Linked DNA regions of Homo sapiens: region 1 is linked to region 2. Evidence: read pairs that join two places in POLR2A ChIA-PET (ENCODE). Cell type or tissue: Caco-2. All regions are shown on one strand. Links, peaks and the distances in the headings refer to the core of each region. The heading gives the core; the rest is flanking DNA.

Region 1 (3,020 bases), core at 201-2,700, 170 kb before region 2:
CTGGGTGCAGTGGCACAATCAAGGCTCACTGCAACCTCCGCCTCCCAGGTTCAAGCAATTCTCCTGCCTCAGCATCCTGAGTAGCTGGGATTACAGGCACATGCCACAATGCCCAGCTAATTTTTTTGTATTTTTAGTAAAGATGGGGTTTCACCATGTTGGACAGGCTGGTCTTGAACTCCTGACCTCAAGTGATCCGCCCACCTCAGCCTCCCAAAGTGCTGGGATTACAGGCGCGAGCCATTGCTCCTGGCATATTATTATTATTATTTTGAGATAAAGTCTCCCCCTGTCACCAAGGTTGGAGTGCAGTGGCACAATCACAACTCAACTGCAGCCTCAACCTCCCAGACTCAAGTGATCCTCTCACCCTCAGGCTCCCAAATAGCTGGGAAAATACGTATGCACCACCACACCCAGCTAATTTTTATTTTTATATTTTGGTAGAGACAGGATTTTGCCATGTTGCTCTGGATGGTCTCAAACTCCTGGGCTGAAGCAGTCCTTCTGCCTTGGTCTCCCAAAGTGCTGGGATGATAGGCATGAGCCATTGTGTCTGGCCTACATTTATTATTTCTTAATTTTTTTGAAGACAAAGTCTCGCTTTGTCGCCAGGCTAGAGTACAGTAGTGTGATCATAGCTCACTGTAACCACAAAACCCTGGGCCCAAGGGGTCCTCCTGCTTGGCCTCCCAAAGTGTTGGGAGTACCCCAGCGTAAGTACCTCTGCACCCGGCTGTATTGAAGGTTTTTTGTTTGTTTGTTTTGCTTTTTAGATCATGATCTCCATGAAATATGCTTCAAGAAAGCTGTTTTTGGAAATAAACTGGCATAGGAATGAGACTAAAGACTGGCAGACCAATTAGTTACGCCAGCACAATAGTTCAGATGGGAGATAATAAAAATGGACCTTGGCTAGTACATGTGGAGGTAAAGAGGAGGGGCATTCAAATGAAGAGACAGAGCAGATAGTTGGAGATGAAGGTCAGAAGTGCCTATCTCATTAGGTCAAGGAGTTATTACTATCCTCTAAATAATGTGTTTCAAAAACTATCTCCACATTTTTATTTTGTAAAATTTGCACTTGTGTCTCCTAACCCCAGGCTGCCAGGCAGGATAATTACACTAGAGGCTATGAGTGGTTTGCTAGAGTGGAATTAGGGTTTTTCTGTTTCTGTTTTCCAGTACCTGTGTGATATTTGGGCCTTGGACAGCAGCAACACAAAGACCTTTTCCATAAGAAAAGGGTTTGGTTTTGTTTTGTTTTGTAGAGATGTGGGTCTCATTATAGCCCAGGCTGGTCTCAAACTTCTGGGCTCAAGCAATCCTGCCTCAGCCTCCCTAAGCGCTGGGATTATCGGTGTGAGCCACCACACTTGGTCGAAAAGTTTTCTTACGTTGAGTAACATGTTTGCAATAACAAGTGGTTCAGTGCAGACCAACCTGAAAGGGATGGGAAGAGGTGGATAAGGATAGCCTCTCAGGTGTCACAGTATCCCTGCTGAGATTACAGGTGTGAGCCACAGCACCCTGCCCCTTCCTGTGGGCTTCTGTGATCTTACTGAACAGTTGAGCTTCCCTCTTGCAGCCTCTTTCATCATCTTTTCGCCCTCTCTCTAGGGTTAGGTAATTCCCACTCACTCAGCCCAACCCTGCACAAGGAGAAAATTCCTGGTAAAGTTCGGGCTGGGGAGTCAGCACCATCTCTTTCTGGCTTTTCCTAGGTAGCCAGTCCTCTTCCACCTCTGGCCTTTTATATTTTTTCTTTTAAGTATGATTTTCTTTGTACCAAAATCATACCAAAAAATAGAAGCAGAAAAGTTCCACTGAAGCTAAAATAGTTTTCAGTTTGAGGTAGCTTAAGGTATATATCTCCACTTAAGCCATAGATTAGAACTTTTGGCACTATGGGAAACTTTTTATAATAGGTGATCATGGAATTATTACTTTAAAGGAAGTTTAACCAGAGATCAAACATAGTCTTTCTAAAGGGCCTCCCTTTATTCTCTTGCTCCCTAAGGCATTCTCTGATGTGGCTGTGCTGAGAACCAGGACAGGTTTTTTTTTTTTTTTTTTTTTTTAAGCTTTAAAGGAAGGTTAGCTTGTAAAAATAAAACCAGAAAGGCAAAGTACTCAATGCTTTTTTTGTGATGCAAGATCTTATAAAAATCTAAAATCCATATTTACTTCTAGGAACTTTAAAAATATTCGCACATTCATTATTTCATTCAACATTTGTTGGAGCTTCATTATGTTCTATGACCTGTGCCAAATGCTGAGGATAGAAAGAAAAATGAACAATATTCCTTTAAAAGTGCTCTAGTGAATCCAGTGGAGATCTAGTGGAGAAGATACATAAGTGAACAAATAGTTACAATACATTGTATTGAGAGCATAAGAAATGAGCTGTGGAAGTGCAGAGAAAGGACCACATTATTTTCGTGGAGTGGTTGGAAATGGCTACACAGGAAAGGTAACATTTGACTTGTGTCTGGAAAGAAGAGTAGGAGTTTTCCAGGTGAATGAATAAAGAAAGGTCAACAGAAATATTGTAGGAGCAAAGGCAGGGAGGTGTGATAGAGAATATCATGATTGGAGAATTACAGGATTTAATATTGGCTATGGAGTAATATTTGTGTTGAAAAGGGTGGAAAGGCCAGCCAGGCTCAGTGGCTCACACCTGTAATCCCAACAGTTTGGGAGGCTGAGGTGGGAGGATTGTTTGAGGCCAGGAGTTCAAGACCAGCCTGAGTAACAAAGTGAGACCCCATCTGTACAAAAATAAAAATAAAAATAATTAGCTGGGCACAATGGTATGTGCCTATAGTCCCAGCTACTTGGGAAGCTGAGGTGAGAGGATCACTTGAGCCCAGGAGCTTGAGGTTGCAGTGAGCAAGATCACATCACTGCACTTCAGCTTGGGTGACAGAGCAAGACTCTGTCTCAAAAAAAAAAAAAAAAGGCTGGAAATAAGGCTAGATAGGTAGATGGGGATTAGATTTTTTTTTTTTTTTCGAGAC
Region 2 (2,721 bases), core at 1-2,500:
GCCTGTAATCCCAGCACTTTGGGAGGACGAGGCAGGAGGATCTCCTGAGGTCGGAAGTTCAAGACCAGCCTGGCCAACAAGGTAAAACCCTGTCTCTACTAAAAAAAATTAGCCAGGCGTGGTGACGGGTACCTGTAATCCCAGCTACGCGGGAGGCTGAGGCAGAAGAATCGTTTGAACCTGGGAGGTGGAGGTTGCAGTGAACCAAGATTGAGTCATTGTACTCCAGCCTGAGCAACAAGAGCAAAACTCCATTTCAAAAATAAATAATAAATAAAAATAAATAGAGTGATTAAAAGAACTATGTAGGTTTCAAAAAGCAGTCCTTAACCCTTCTCCCCTGCAATAACTCTAAGTCACATGTATGACATGCTTGCTCATGGGATCACCTAGATATTGATCAAAAAAAAAAAGAGCTAAACTTATATAAGGAAGAAAAACATCATGATAGTTTATAATTGCCCAGGATTCATAATTGCAGCGTTCAAGCTGTGATTTCACCCCTTTCTCTCCCACTCAGGAAAGCAGGTGAATGAGAGTGATGTTATTGCAGGGATAATTTTGAAACCACTCAAATTTATATGAAAAACTAAACCTTTCTCAAACCTTGTTACTTTTTTTTTTTTTTTTTTTGAAACGGAGTCTCTCTCTGCCACCCAGGCTGGAGTGCAGTGGCAGGATCTCTGCTCACTGCAACCTCCACCTTCTAGGTTCAAGTGATTCTTCTGCCTCAGCCCCCTGAGTAGCTGGGACTACAGGTGTGTGCCACTGTGCCCGGCTAATTTTTTTATTTTTAGTAGAGACGGGGTTTCACCATGTTGGCCAGCCTGGTCTCGAACTCCTGATCTCAAGTGATCTGCCTGCCTCGGCCTCCCAAATTGCTGGGATTACAGGAGACTGAGATGGGCAGATCACTTGAGGCCAGGAGTTTGAGACCAGCATGGCCAACACGGCAAAAACCCGTCTCTACTAAAAATACAAAAATTAGCCAGGTGTGGTGGTGGGCACCTGTAGTTCCAGCTACTTGAACCTGGGAGGCGGACAATGCAGTGAGCCCAGATCGCGCCACTGCACTCCAGCCTAGGTGACAGAGTGAGACTCTATCTCTAAATAAATAAATAAAAATAACTGACTGTGACCTTTATAATTGAGAAAGGCTGGTTTGGAAGGCTGTGACAATTGTCTTCAAGTCTCTGAAGGTAGATATTCTCTCTGTAAGGTCCCCAGGGCACAGCCAGGACCCTTATGGATGGAGGGGCAGTTGCAGGACCACAGATCCAGCTTCCTGTCCGCAGTAAGAGGAGGCATTGCCTAAAAGTCAGAGCCATGCCACAGTGAGATGGACTGTCCTGCAGGATGCTTAGCATGTATCATTTATTTACTCACTCCTGCTCAGTGCCCAGCACTGGGGCTAGAACTGGATGCAGCAACTCCAGGACCTCCCAGTCTATTAGACAGAGGAGTCAATATACACCTGGAACACAGCACTGCTGAGGACAAGGATCAAAGGTGCTGGGGACTTGGGAAGGGGAGTCTAACCTAGAAAGGAGGCTAACAATCAGGGAAGGTGCCCTGGAGGATTTGGCACCTGAGTCGAAAGTTGAAGGATGAATTAAAAATTGCCCAGAGAAGCTGGGAGGAGCTGCAGAGGGGTGAGTCATGCAGGAGAGGTCAAGGGAGCAGCAAGAGAGAACAGTGAGTGAGGCCAGAGGGAGAAGCAGGGGCTTGGATCTTAGAATGAGACATCCGAGTTTTATGCTGGAGACAATGGGGAAACCAGTGAAGGGTTATGCCAGGAGAGGGACCTGGTCAGAAAGTATTTCAGAAGGCTGGGCGCTGTGGCTCATGCCTGTAATCCTAGCATTTTGGGAGGCTGTGGTGGGCGGATCACCTGAGGTCAGTAGTTCAAGACCAGCCTGGCCAACATGGTGAAACCCTGCCTCTACTAAAAATACAAAAATTAGCCAGGCGTGGTGGCTCGCGCCTGTAATCCCAGCTACTTGGGAGGCTGAGGCAGGAGAATCGCTTGAACCCAGGAAGCAGAGGTTGTAGTGAGTAGAGATTGTGCCATTGCACTCCAGCTTGGGCAACAAGAGAGAAACTCCATCTCAAAAAAAAAAAAAAAAAAAAGTATATGTCTGGGCTCAGTGAATTTATGATACCTTGGAGAGGAGATGGCAAGTAGGCACTTGGAGGTAGTCTTTGGCTCAGGGAAGTGGTCTGGTTCGGGATGGAGATTTAGCTGTGAGAGACAGAAGCCTGCCTCTGGAATAAGAAGAGAAGCTGTGGAACTCTGGGGATGGCGGCGAGGCGGGTGTGGGCACTAGAAAAGCGGGTGGAGGCAAGGTGGGGGGTCACGCCTGGGCTGAATGACAGGCGTCTGTGCTGGATGCTTCCCGTGCAGCCCTCCAGACCCACTCCCCACCCTTCCTGCCCTGCTGCGCTCCGGGAGGCTTCCTTGCCCTCAGCCTTCCACATGGAGCCGGCCCAGGGGAGCATCAGGCGGGGAGATGGGGAGGGAGAAGGGCAGGGCTGCGGCTTTATTCCCCAGTTCTCCTCCTATGGGGTCTCTTCAGTCAGCTGTGTCGCTTGACAGAAGGTCACAGCTCCGCTGAGGGCCCTGTCCACACACTCCAACAGACCCCTCGGGGTTCCTGGCCTGGGAAAACTGCACTCCGCTGTCCCTGGCAGTCTCCCTCCGCTCCTCCAGCACCTGGGCGA

What was found. Peaks named below come from ENCODE experiments on the same cell type or tissue, not always from the same donor. Only the 100,000 strongest peaks of a DNase experiment are listed, where the experiment ranks them.
Region 1: POLR2A ChIA-PET joins it to region 2 with 6 read pairs; 6 of 35 experiments call an interaction of 5 or more read pairs at or near these places.

Annotation. Positions count from the first base shown.
Region 1 is chr11:73,782,916-73,785,935 of GRCh38, forward strand. No RefSeq gene overlaps it. Among named protein-coding and RNA genes, the nearest start is that of MRPL48, 3.4 kb to the right of the region's middle. In Caco-2, for the core only: no CTCF peak of the experiment used is centred there; a DNase peak (open chromatin) is centred at 1,576.
Region 2 is chr11:73,954,694-73,957,414 of GRCh38, forward strand. All of the region lies in intron 1 of DNAJB13 (DnaJ heat shock protein family (Hsp40) member B13), which reads left to right. Among named protein-coding and RNA genes, the nearest start is that of DNAJB13, 5.0 kb to the left of the region's middle. In Caco-2, for the core only: no CTCF peak of the experiment used is centred there; a DNase peak (open chromatin) is centred at 1,558.